Linked DNA regions of Mus musculus: all the other regions are linked to region 2. Evidence: chromatin loops called from intact Hi-C (ENCODE). Cell type or tissue: heart. All regions are shown on one strand. Each heading gives the region's core, and the rest is flanking DNA. Links, peaks and the distances in the headings are about the cores only.

What was found. A loop is a pair of places that touch in the nucleus more often than their neighbours do. Peaks named below come from ENCODE experiments on the same cell type or tissue, not always from the same donor. Only the 100,000 strongest peaks of a DNase experiment are listed, where the experiment ranks them.
Region 1: a loop joins it to region 2, with 2.3 times the contacts of the local background. A loop is called at or near these places in 2 of 42 quality-filtered maps.
Region 3: a loop joins it to region 2, with 3 times the contacts of the local background. A loop is called at or near these places in 5 of 42 quality-filtered maps.

The regions. Positions count from the first base shown.
Region 1 is chr13:8,790,420-8,794,772 of GRCm38, forward strand. No RefSeq gene overlaps it. Among named protein-coding and RNA genes, the nearest start is that of Wdr37, 78 kb to the right of the region's middle. In heart, for the core only: no CTCF peak of the experiment used is centred there; no DNase peak of the experiment used is centred there; H3K27ac peaks cover 332 bases.
Region 2 is chr13:8,837,359-8,841,711 of GRCm38, forward strand. All of the region lies in intron 9 of Wdr37 (WD repeat domain 37), which reads right to left. Among named protein-coding and RNA genes, the nearest start is that of Wdr37, 32 kb to the right of the region's middle. In heart, for the core only: a CTCF peak has its summit at 2,118; DNase peaks (open chromatin) are centred at 1,953 and 2,793; H3K27ac peaks cover 704 bases.
Region 3 is chr13:8,993,655-8,998,007 of GRCm38, forward strand. Gtpbp4 (GTP binding protein 4) reads right to left here and starts at 2,358. Exons shown (of 17, transcript NM_027000.4): 1 at 2,295-2,358. The coding sequence starts at 2,342. In heart, for the core only: a CTCF peak has its summit at 2,535; a DNase peak (open chromatin) is centred at 2,477; H3K4me3 peaks cover 2,274 bases; H3K27ac peaks cover 2,022 bases.

The DNA of each region.
Region 1 (4,353 bases), core at 841-3,340, 47 kb before region 2:
CCCCAACTTGCTTCTTGGTCATGATGTTTGTGCAGGAATAGAAACCCTGACTAAGACAGCATCCTTAATCATCACGGAAATGCAAATCAAAACAACCCTGAGATTCCACCTCACAACAGTCAGAATGGCTAAGATAAAAAATTCAGGTGACAGCAGATGCTGGCAAGGATGTGGAGAAAGAGGAACACTCCTCCATTGTTGGTGGGATTGCAGGCTTGTACAACCACTCTGGAAATCCGTCTGGCAGTTCCTCAGAAAATTGGACTAGTACTACCGGAGGATCCAGCAATACCTCTCCTGGGCATATACCCAGAAGATGTTCCAACTGGTAAGAAGGACACATGCTCCACTATGTTCATTGAAGCCTTATTTATAATAGCCAGAAGCTGGAAAGAACCCAGATGTCCCTCAACAGAGGAATGGATATAGAAAATGTGGTACCTTTACACAATGGAGTACTACTCAGCTATTAAAAAGAATGAATTTATGAAATTCCTAGGCAAATGGATGGACCTGGAGGGCATCATCCTGAGTAAGGTAACCCAATCACAAAAGAACTCACATGATATGTACTCACTGATAAGTGCATATTAGCTCAGAAACTTAGAATACCCAAGATATAAGATACAATTTGCAAAACACATGAAACTCAAGAACTCAAAGGCCAAAGTGTGGACACGTTGCCCCTTCTTAGAATTGGGAACAAAACACCCATGGAAGGAGTTACAGAGACAAAGTTTGGAGCTGTGACAAAAGGATGGACCATCTAGAGACTGCCATATCCGGGGATCCATCCCATAATCAGCTTCCAAACGCTGACACCATTGCATACACTAGCAAGATTTTGCTGAAAGGACCCAGATATAGCTGTCTCTTGTGAGGCTATGCCAGGGCCTAGCAAACACAGAAGTGGATGCTCACAGTCAGCTATTGGATGGAGCACAGGGCTCCCAATGGAGACACTAGAGAAACTACCCAAGGAGCTGGGGGGATCTGCAACCCTATAGGTGGAACAACAATATGAACTAACCAGTACCCTGGAGTTCTTGTCTCTAGCTGCATATGTATCAGAAGATGGCCTAGTTGGCCATCACTGGAAAGAGAGGCCCATTGGTCTTGCAAACTTTATATGCCTCAGTATACGGGAACGCCAGGGCCAAAAAGTGGGAGTGGGTGGGTAGGGGAGTGGAGGGGAGGGTATGGGGGACTTTTGGGACAGCATTGGAAATGTAAATGAAAAAAATACCTAATTAAAAAAAAAAAGATTTTCCTTGGCCATTGTGTCTGTTCACAGCAGAAAAATCCTAACTAAAACATGAACCAATTCAAACTCTATCCTTTTGTGTTTCCTACATCTCCTAACTGGACCATGAAAGCTATCATACCCAATGAATACAGTTTAGTTCTTTGAAGTATCTGATGCTCTCGGGGAGACTCTCACTGTCCACTGCTCATTAGGATGCCTTCGGACATCCTGTGTTTCAGCATTCTTCACCTGCAGCCTCCATCAGCTAAGCTAATCCCCCACCTGCCCACTTCCTCCCTCCTCTCTCTGTGATCTGTAGCCCTCACAGGACACCTGCAGGACTTCCCAGGCCTTCTTCCCAACTCCTTTTCCTATTACTTTGTAGAATTAAATACAAAGATCCACAACACTCTGAGAGGACCTTTTCAACCCTTAATGCCAGCCACACACTCACCCTGGAAGACAGCATATCGATATCCCATCTGGTGAGGGTGCTTTGCACAGCTCCACCTGGCGTAGGTTCCTAGATGCAGACACATGTTGGGTGGGTTACCTGACTATACAACACATGATGAAAGGTGGTATCAGCAACTGAAACAGAAGGAGCCACACATATACCTCTGCCACGTTTCTGTGGTGTGCGTGTACATGTATCTACTCAAACATGCTTGTAATGTGACTATTCTCCTATATTCATACATAAAGTTTGTGTGCAGTCAGAGGTTATATGTGTGTACAGTGATGTATGCTCATGTATGCCCATTGCATAGTGTGAATGTGTATGCATCTGTCTTCAGCACTGTTCTATGGTTGTGAAGAGACACCATGACTGCAGCAACTCTTATAAAGGAAAACATTTAACTGGGGCTTGCTTACAGTTTCAGAAGTTTAGTCCATTATCATCATGGCAGGGAACACACAGGTAGACATGGTGCTGGAGAAGCAGCTGAGAGTTCTAAATCTGGATCCACAGGCAGCAGGAAGAGAGAGATACTAGGTTTGGCTTGGGCTTTTAAAACTTCAAAACCACCCCCAGTGGCACACTTCCTCCAACAGTACCACACCTGATCCTTCTCATATAGTCCTCTTCCTGAGGACTAAGCAATCAAATATATTCGCCTTTGGGGGCCATTTGTATTCAAACCAGATCATGCCTACATAAGTATGCTGTGAGTTTGTATAGGTTTTTTTGTGTGGTGGGTACATGTTTATGCTTGCCTGTGTGTGTGCATACTTGTGTAATGGGTATATGTGTGAGTGTGTGAGAAAAAGAAGAGAGGAGAGGAGAGGAAAGGTGTGGTGAGGGGAGAGGAGGAGAGAGGAGGGAGAGAGAGAGAGAGTCAGAATTGAGGACCCAGGAACGTAAAACAGCAATGAAAGGGAGCCTGAAGACAAAGCTGACGTTGTCTCAGGCATCCTCTGCAGCATGGCTTGCCAGCTCCAAACCCAGGCCAGGCCTCCTGTGTCACACAGGCTCTTGAGACCTGTTAAAATGTCCCTGTTGTCAGTTAGGATCAATGGCTTCAGAAGGACAGAGATGGTAGAAAATATTCCCTGTGCCCTTATTTCTCTCTCTTCCACAAAGAGAGGCTGTCGGAGCCCTTCAGTCTCACAGTAGATCGAGGTGGGGGTTTTTTTCCCTACCAGGCACTGATTTGCAGACAGGACTAATGTGCAGATTAAAACTGGACACTGCTGAGTAAAGCAATTTCCACCCCATGACATTTGAAAACACTGATAACGGCCATAGAAACCCGCTCTGTGTGCACCGGCTTCCTTCAGCAGCGATTATGGTGGCCAAGAGGTTAAGACAGTGTTTGTGCCCAGCCAGACAGAAACGTGGCTGCGACACTGGACAGGAATTTGATGCTCTATAAATTAGGGTCACAGTGATGGGATTTGTTTACTTATTTGTTGACTTGTGTGGGGTTCCTAGGAGTTGAACTTGGGGTTTTGTGCACGCTCGGCGGGGGACCCTACCTACACCTCCAGCCCCGAGAATGCAAAATACTAATCACAAAGGCTGCGTGATAGAAATGCAGACTTTTCACCGTAGAAAACTTTCTAGAATGAAACTCTGTGGAAACATTTCTCCTGCTATAATATTTGTCATCGAGGGTGTAAAAAGCCTCCATGCAAAGTCTACCAGATGTACACAACCTGCTCCCATCAAAAAGTGACAATGTCATCAACAGAGTTTGTGCTGATGAACTGAGCAACTGAGTTACATCAAAAGGACATTTATCCAAAAATGTCACATTTTAAGTGAGTTTATAATTTTTTCCTGAGCTGTGTTCATCACTATCCTGGCCACATACAAACTACAGATGATGGGCTGACATGCCTGACAATGTAGAAGCTGTCTCCGGAGATACCATCTAGGAAGTGATTGGCACCCGTTTGATGGACATTCACAATCCTTCAAGAGCCATGTGGTTAATGTCACTGAGCAAAGTAGCATAGAGTTTCTCAGACTGCCCTAGAGTGCACCTCAGCCATGCGAACAGACCCCTGTCTTTCAGCTCCACATAAATGAAATATGGCAATTCTGGCTGCATTTTGTCTGGTAATATTTTCAAGATGGGGAGGGGGGGAGGTGGAGGCTGGGATCAAGTTGTAATTTGCTTAACGAATGCTTCTATTTGGGTAGTACTAGCACAGGTTAGCTCCTTCCTGCTAGCCCAGCTGTCTTCTTCCATGTGTTTCCGACCTATGAGATGCTACCGCTCACATTCAGGATGCATCCTCCCCTCTTAACCAATCATCCCCGGGAATGCCTTCACAGATATAACCAGACGTGTTGCGGGAGATGGTTTTTTTAAATGGCAAGTTCCCGCACTACCCCAGCTCCTCTCTGCCCGGAGGTCTCACCGCCTCAAGCTAACCCCAGTCGGCAGTCTTCCCTTCTCTACTTGTCTCCTAGTCACCCGTACCTTCTCAGCCATAAACCCCCTGTGACCGGGATTCCCAAATTCCAGTAACCCAGTAAATCAAAACTCTAGAAGCTTATAATTAATCAGATTTACATATCAATAAATTCTCAATTCACAAGATGCCCAACTAGATTAGACACGTGATCCCAATTATTCTGTTCCTATATGATATTA
Region 2 (4,353 bases), core at 1,136-3,635:
TTAAAAGTCAGTAATATTTCACAATACAAAATGCATTTTGATTCCTAGGAGCCCATTTAAAACACTTTTTAAAAAACTTCTAAATTATAATAACTTACAATTCCATTGTTCTAACAATGAGAGATCACTTGATTTTCCTGTATTAATTAAATCTTTTGTTAAAAGCCAGATAACATGAAAATGTAATAGCAGTCTATAGTCCAGCTCGTCAAGAAAATGTTTATTCATTCAATAAATATTGATTAAACTGTCATGCTATTTATACGGCAGAGAAGATAGAGGACACCTGTCATGCCTAAGATGATGCTTACTCTAAATGATAAAAAGCCGGCATAAATACAACTGGCAAAGCTCCTGTCCTTACAGGACAGAGGCACTACACATACTCACAAAACATACACATAGTGGCTAATGTAAGAATGAATGTCATGTATATACATACTAGGCTGAGCATATATCTCATGAGCAAAATCCACAAGAAAGTATGTCATCCGTGTCATCTGCACTCACATGGTATGGAACGTAAGAATGAATGTCATGTGTATACATACTAGGCTGAGCATATATCTCATGAACAAAATCCATAAGAAAGTATGTCATCCGTGTCATCTGCACTCACATGGTATGGAACGCGCTGCACACACAATCAGGTGGGGGTGAGTACTTTGAAGAGAATAAGAAAGGGAGCAGGAGATACAGCCAGCCGAAGGGCTGCAGTCTTACACAGAATTACTGAAGACTAACAACAACTGAGTCCCATTATGGAGAAGAAAGAAAGGAGAAAGGTATGCAGATGGTGAAGGAATATCCTTCCATGCAGAAAACAAATAGAAAGTCTTTCTTCTCTGCTATATAACTGGGCTTGCTTGTGTGAGGGGCAATGTAGCAGGTGCTATGGAAAACCTGGGAGGCCATGGAAAGGACTCTGCTCTACTCTGCATGGGGTAGAAAAATCCTCACTTCTGAGCAGAGACTCGTTACCTGAAGTAAACACAGGAAAACGAGAGGAGGCTGCTATGCACTGAACTGTGTCACCCACCACACACGCACATGCCAAAGCCCCAACTGCAAGACCTCAGAATGTGACCCTAGTAAAAAAAAAAAGGCCCTTAAGAGGCAATTAAAATTGGGTCGAGTGTAGGGCCCAGTCTACCATGACTGATGCACTGCAGTAAAAAACAATTACTATAGAGACACATACAAAGAAAGATCATTCGAGGGCACAGTGACAAAGTAACCACCTGCTAGGCAAGGATAGAGGCCTTAGAATAAAGCAACCCTTGGTACCTTGTTCTTAGACTTCCAGTCTACAGACTGTGCTAACACAAATTGATGCTGAAGCCACTAGCTGCAGGAAAAACCAGGGAAATCTCCCTAGAGGAAAGAGAAGTCTAGGTGTGGGTAGTAGTAAGAAGACTGACTTCTGCCCTCAGGAAAGCTGCAGAATTTGTCAGCAGGTATATATACACATGGAACACACACACTGAAGACAATTTAAAGTCTACGGTCCAAACTCCTGAGTGACTGGTGACGGCACAGCTGAGATGAGCAACTGGATAAGAGCAACAGGTTAGGGTACACCCAAAACCCAGGACATCCCAGCAAGGTATTGATTAGACGACAACTGAAGTCTGGAGTTAAGAGTAAAGTCAGTATGCAAATTGAGACCCACAGCAACAGCTGGTCCTTAACGTCATAGATGCTGAATGAGACCAACTAGACTAGTACAGGAAACAGCAGTTAGGCAGCATACTCACACACCAGCGGGTAGAGCATCCGAGAACCACCCAAGATTTGAGGGAAGGAAGAAACAGGAAGAAAGGGTGTGTTAGAGTCTCCAAAAGCAGCTTCAGTGTCTACTGGACGAGCAACCATGAAGGCAGCACGAGGACTGAGGACAAGCAGAGTTGTGGGGACACTAAGCGAGACAAGTGGGACTCGGGAGGGAAAAGAGTGCATTTTCACAGACACTGCTAAGATGTTGGTGTCAGTGGGGTAATAGTTCTGGGAGGGCGCTGCGACAAACGTGTGCTGGTGTTAGAGCTGTTCTGAGGAAAGAGAAGCACTGCAGAACCCATCAAGAACAGGAAGTAGAACTCTACTGACAGAACAAGGAATTGCCAGACTACGCTAACATCTGCTAAGACTGCAGGGTGCACGACAGTACACAGGGTAGTGTAACTCTTCTAGGAAGCCACAGGTGAGTGACAGGCGAAGGAAGGGGAGCTTGGGGAAAACAGGTACAGCCTAGCAGAGGAAAGCTCTAAGCATAGCTGTGATCAGTATGGGCCAGAGTGCAGAAAGAGTATCAAAACTAATCCTAGAAAGGTTTACAAAGGGAGACCAAATCAGACCCTCTAGTCCACGCATATAACAACTCATGCCTATAACCCTGCACTTTGGAGGAGGCAGGGCTACCAGAATTTCAAGGCCACTCAGAGTTAAACAGTGAAGCAGTTTCAAAAGCAAACAGCAGGAGGACAAGAGAAGCCCTGCAAAGAAAGAACTCTATCTCAAAAGCCAAGGGAGCCACTGACATATCAGCCTATCCATTACTCTAGAAAGAGGACTCATGGTGAATCATGAAAAGGGAGCCATAATGGGCCGCCGCTAGATTAGCTCAACTAGCTAAAAAATGAGGAGCCTGAAAAACTGTGAAAAGGTTAAAGGCTGGCAAAACCGGTTCCCTTCTGCATGAGATGAGAGCTTCATTCCCAGGCTGTGCTGGTCAAGAGAATAATGACTCCCAGCATATAAACATATCAAGACAGGAAGGGCCGCTACAATCACCGGAAATGCCTGTTGGGAACGATGCAGTAACACTGGAGCCCTGAGCTGTTTCTGGTAGAACTCTTCAGACAGGCCTGGTTCTTTATCATGAGGCTTCTCAGCTCCCACACCTGCCCCAGAGAAGTCTTACAGCCCTATACCTGGACTGCTGCACAGTTCTGGATGGCTCTGTGGACAAGGATCTCTTTGGCTAGGTACTGAACATAGCTTCAACAAAGAATATTGTATGTGACACCTGACACACTGTCCTGCCTGTCTTGCACTTCCCACGTAACTATTCTCAATGGTGATCCATAGGAAAACTCAGCGGATAGCTCTCTTGGATGCTGCATAACAGTTCCCCAGTGCTTTCACTAAGGGGGAAAAACAAATGTGTATGTATGTGTGTATGTATATATATATATATAAGTAAAAAATAAAATACCTCAGATGGAGCTACCTCCTCAGCTCCTCAGATAAGCAACACACAGAGTTAAGATCATGTACATGGTTTGGGCCTTATTCAGGATCTTTTCCACTGCAGAGACCACATTAAAAAACAGGGCTCAAAAAAGACTAAACCTCGTGTTTTAGAAGGTGAAATGACATAAGTTAATTTGGGAGAGCAGAAGTCCATGACAAAGGTACCAACAAGTTTGCTTTCTGATTAAGATCTTTTCCTGCCTGGCAACCAGTTGGCCTTTCACATAATGGGGGGAAAAGAAAGCAGGGTCTCTGGTGTCTTAACAACACTAAGATTATCAGACCAGGCCCACACTATGGTTTCATTTAACCTGAACTACTTTTTCTTAAAGATATTGCCTCTAATTAAAGCCACTTTAGCATACAAATTTTGGAGTGACACAAATACCCAATTGTGGTTTGAATAGGAATGGCACCCCACAGACTCATGTGTTTGAATGCTTTGCCTGTAGGGATGGCACTATTAGGAGGTGTGGCCTTGTTGGAGGAAGTGTGCCACTGTGGAGGTAAGTGGGCTTTGAGGTCTTAGAAGCCGAAGCCAGTCACTTCCTGCTGCCTGTGGATCAAGATGTAGAACTCAGGCTGGAGAGATGACTCAGTGGTTAAGAGTGCCGACTGCTCTTCTGAAGGTCATGGGTTCAAATCCCAGCAACCACATGATGGCTCACAATCATCCATAATGAGATCTGATGCCCTCTTGTGGTGTGTCTGAAGACAACTACAGTGTACTTACATATAATAAGTAAATCTTTAAAAAAAAATGTAGAACTCTGAGCTCCTTCTCCAGTATGCATCCCACCATGCATCCCACCATGACGATAATGGACTAAACCTCTGGAACTGTAAGCCAGCCCCAATTAAATGATTTATATGGGTTGCCATGGTCATGGTGTCTCTTCACAGCAATAGAAACCGTAACTAAGACATCATCCATAACATTCTAACCCTGTGCCTCCAAATTACGGAGCTTTTTTACACTGAAAAATGTTTATTCTATCCCAAAATAGCAATGCATTCAAACATTAACACTAAGTCTAGTGTACATTCTTAACACAATACCATTCAGATTGGGAGGTCTGTGTGAGAATCAAGGCACAATTC
Region 3 (4,353 bases), core at 1,003-3,502, 160 kb after region 2:
AAGACAAAACAGTGAAGAAGACACTAAGATCCAACGAAACAAAACCAAAGGCAAGCAGGTAATCACAATACAGTCTGCCAGATTACGGAGAGCATGGATACTCAGGCCTGCTGCTCTTCTACTCTGTTCCTTTCCATGGTCCTCATATCTTTTAAAAGTTGCCTACTGAAAAGTTTCTCCAAACTCACCCATTTATTAGTATATTCTTTGTTTTTATTTTTCTAATCAGGGTTTCTCTGTGTGTAGCTTTGATTGTCCTGGAATTTGCTCTGTACACCAGGCTAGCCTCAAACTCACAGAGATCTCCTGCCTTTGCCTCCTCAGTAGTGGGATTAAAGGCATGCACTAACACCGACTGCCCAGTTCTCACTACATTCTTATGTTATCCCAAATCTCTGATATTTACAGGAGTTTATAGTCAGGGTTCCTCCCACCCAAGCCCTCGCCCACCAAAACAGAGAGATATTTGAGTTCACTTTATAAAATGGCACAGTACTTGTGTGTAGAAGAATCCACATATATTTGTCATATACGGTAAATAGCTGTAACTATATGTAGGGAATGCTCCTTTAAAAAGTCTATGTGCATGGTGGCTCACGCCTTTAATCCTAATCCTAGAGGCAGAAATGTATAAGTTCCAGGCCAGCCAAGGCAGACAAAAAGAAAGCAAACAAACAAAAAAGAGAAAATAAAGTCTATGTACATTAAATATAGATGCAATTTTCAAATAGTGTTTTTAATCTGTGTTGGTTGACTCTGGATTTGAACTCATACAGAGGGCCAATTGGAGCTCACACTTCTCCATCATACTGCGGTGGGTATAAACACATTCAGTTATTCCTTCAGAAAATCCTTTTTTTTTAAGATTTATTTACTTATTTATTTATTATATATAAGTACATTGTAGCTGTCCTCAGATACTCCAGAAAAGGGCATCAGATTTCATTACAGACGTAACGTGGTTGCTGGGATTTGAACTCGAGACCTTCGGAAGAGCAGTCGGCGCTCCTAAACCACTGAGCCATCTCGCCAGCCCCCAGAATATGATTCTTAAAGACGCAGACTATTCTATGTGTTTCTATACACAGAACTTGGCACACACTTTACAAAAGCACCCCATACTCTTCAGATTGACTTTTTATTTCCCACCACCTATCTACACACATGCAAACTCATCTGCAAACAGACCTCCTTCAGGGCAACAGAGACAAAGGCTGCCTTTCCTAGGTCAATTATATCAACAAAGTTCCTTTGACCCAATGAACTCTATTTCCAGTGAAATAAAAAGTGTACGAGTTCCTTCAACATGCACTTGAGAAGTAGTGGCGACAGTCTCGTGGGCTAAAACAAAATGTGATTCCTACATGTAGTTTCTTTCCAATTATTACAAACGTGTGAAAAACGTATCAGAATGGATATCAGAAAGAGGAAGAAAGGAGAAATACAGAGACGTGTAAGGAAAACAACTAGTGGAAACATGGTTTTTGTCTTTTCAAGACAGGGTCTTTCAGAGATCCGCCTACCTTTGCCTCCCTAGTGCTGAGACTAAAGGCGTGCACTACCACGCCCACCAGAAAATACTAGTTCTTTACACAAGTTTTCAAAGCAAGCTCATTCAGAAAGGGGGATGTCGAAAACACCCACACTGCGGTCAATTTAACGATAGTGACACTGGTTCCTCTAACTGATTCTGCAATTTAATGCCCATGGCTTGCCAGAGAAACCGGTGTATCCTTTTAGGTTCTTTAGCCTACCTCATTCTCGACATTTGGGAGGAAAGCATCTTGCTACGTTACATAATGTGGGCCTGGCTACTTGCGTGCTTATAACCAATTGCATCTTTTAAGTCCAACGACAAAATGACAGCTACCTAAAATCTTTTTAGACCGTGACGTCACGAATCAAATTCTACTTAAAGGGGAGGGTACTCACACGACGCTCACCACTGGCCCCTTCAGGCTTCCTACCCTGCTCCTTACTGTGGCCACCACCCAGACACTTTGTCCCGTCGGCAGGCCACACAAGAATCATAGGCTCTGGAACGGCCCTGATGTCTTGGAGGGATTCTAGGGCTTAGGGTACCCAAGGACAGCAGGAGAGGGGCTTGGTTTCAGAGAGTGGGACTGATCTCCGAGGGTCGCGAGGACAAAGCCTAGCAAGCGGAGCTCCGCACTGAGGGCCGAGGGACTGCACGGTGTCCTCCCTCCCCCAGTCTCGGGGATACAGGCCTGGACCCTCCCTGGCGACTTGTCGGGGAAATGGAGATAGGCGGAAACGACCTCTGTCACCCCTACCTTGGCAGACGGCACCACCGTAATCTTCTTGAAGTTGTAATGCGCCATGCCGGCGGTGGAACGCACGAGGAACCAGGAGAAGCGGAGGACCGGACTTCCGCCGGCGGAGGTGGGCGGGACTTCCGCTATCCGGCGTGACACAACTTTGGCTGCCGGACTCAAGCGTTACATCATTTCCTGAATGTCCGCGAGGCGTGGCCCACGCGTCCGCCTAGACAGGCTTCTAGTCCCACAGCGTCCCCGCTCGGCCGGGAAGTCCGCCGCCAAGAGCCGCGGTAGAGATCTGCTGGGTTTAGAGGTGGGAGAGATAACCTTGCGGGGTGAAAGGGAGACTCCCGGCTGGCCACCTTGGCGGGGCTCTCAGGAAACACTGCCCTCACCCAAGCCGGCTTCGGGGCTCCAAAGGGTGTTTCCAGCCACCTCTGGGGACGCCGCGGCCAGAGCGAGTGACGAGCGGGAAGACGCAGCGCGGGGCTTCTGCATCACTTTGGTGTCCCTTGAGCAAGAAAGGCTGTCTGTCGCCTGGCAGTGTGGAAAGTTATTTATTCGAGTAAATTATGTTGACGGGGCTTCTGTTAATGGAGTAGACTGCATACTTCCAGGTGGCCCGAGTTTCCTCTCCTGACCTTGCAGTCTCGAGGTGGTTTGTGGGTGCTCCACCTTCACCTGACCTTCACCTGACATGGGCCAGTGAAAAAACTCTGCCCCCCACACAGCTGCCCAGAACCCAGGCACCAGACATAGACACAAAGTCTGATCCGTACAGACCTACATGGATTGAAGCCAACCTTCCCACTTGCGTTTTCCCTGTCAGTTTAATTAAGCCACCCATTTCTTTACCTTAATCCATCTACTCTTGCCTCATGATTATCTTTTAACTAAAAGACCCTTTCTCAGGTGTTGCCATCTTCTTCAAACCTTTCTCCCTATTTTTCTGTGACATCCATCATTCTGGTACTTGATGTCTAGAATGCAGTCTTCTTTGCTAATTTACCTTCCTGAGTCTCTCCCTAACTAGATAATCCTCAAGGTTCTTCCTCTCCTCAAAGTCTCCTTTCTCCTTTCTCCTTCACAGCCCCAGTGTGGACTACTTTGATAATACAAGTTGCTTTCAGCCTGGTGTCTTTTTTAATTACAATCAGACATTTTCAATCAGACTCCAGATATGTTAAATTGGGTATTTCCCAAGAGCATTTACTTTCTGCTTTTCTGACTAAATGCATCTCTCTGTGCTGTTGGAAAGGACAGTCTCGGGCTGGTGAGATGGCTCAGCGGGTAAGAGCACTAACTGCTCTTCTGAAGTTCCTGAGTTCAAATCTCAGCAACCACATAGAGGCTCACAACCACCCATAATGAGATCTGACACCCTCTTCTGGTGCGTTTGAAGTCAGCTACAGTGTACTTATGTATAATAATAAATAAATCTTTGGGCTGGAGTAAGCAAGAACTGAGTGAGGCTCGGCAGTGGTGGCGCATGCCTTTAATTCAAGCACTTGGGAGGCAGACACAGCTGGATTTCTGAGTTTGAGGCCAGCCTGGTCTACAGAGTGAGTTCCAGAACAGCCAGGGCTACACAGAGAAACCCTGTCTCAGAAAAAGCAAAAAGGAAAAAAAAAAAAAAAAAAAACTGAGTGAACTGAATTGATCGGAGCAAGCAGGGTGGACTGGAGCAAGCATAGGTCCTAAAAATTCAATTCCCAACAACCACATGAAGGCTCACAACCATCTGTACATATACAGTGTACTCACATACATAAAATAAATAAATCTTAAAAAAAAAAAAAAGGCCAGGCGTGGTGGCGCACGACTTTAATCCCAGCACTCGGGAGGCAGAGGCAGGTGAATTTCTGAGTTCGAGACCAGCCTGGTCTACAAAGTGAGTTCCAGGACAGCCAGGGCTACACAGAGAAACCCTGTCTCAAAAAACCAAAAAAAAAAAAAAAAAAAAAAAAAAAGGAAAGGAAAGGACAGCCTCACATTCTGACTCCCCACTAGGGTACTGAACAAAACTGAACAGAGTCAAGAGCAAGGTTGACCAAGACTAAAGACCTTGAAACAA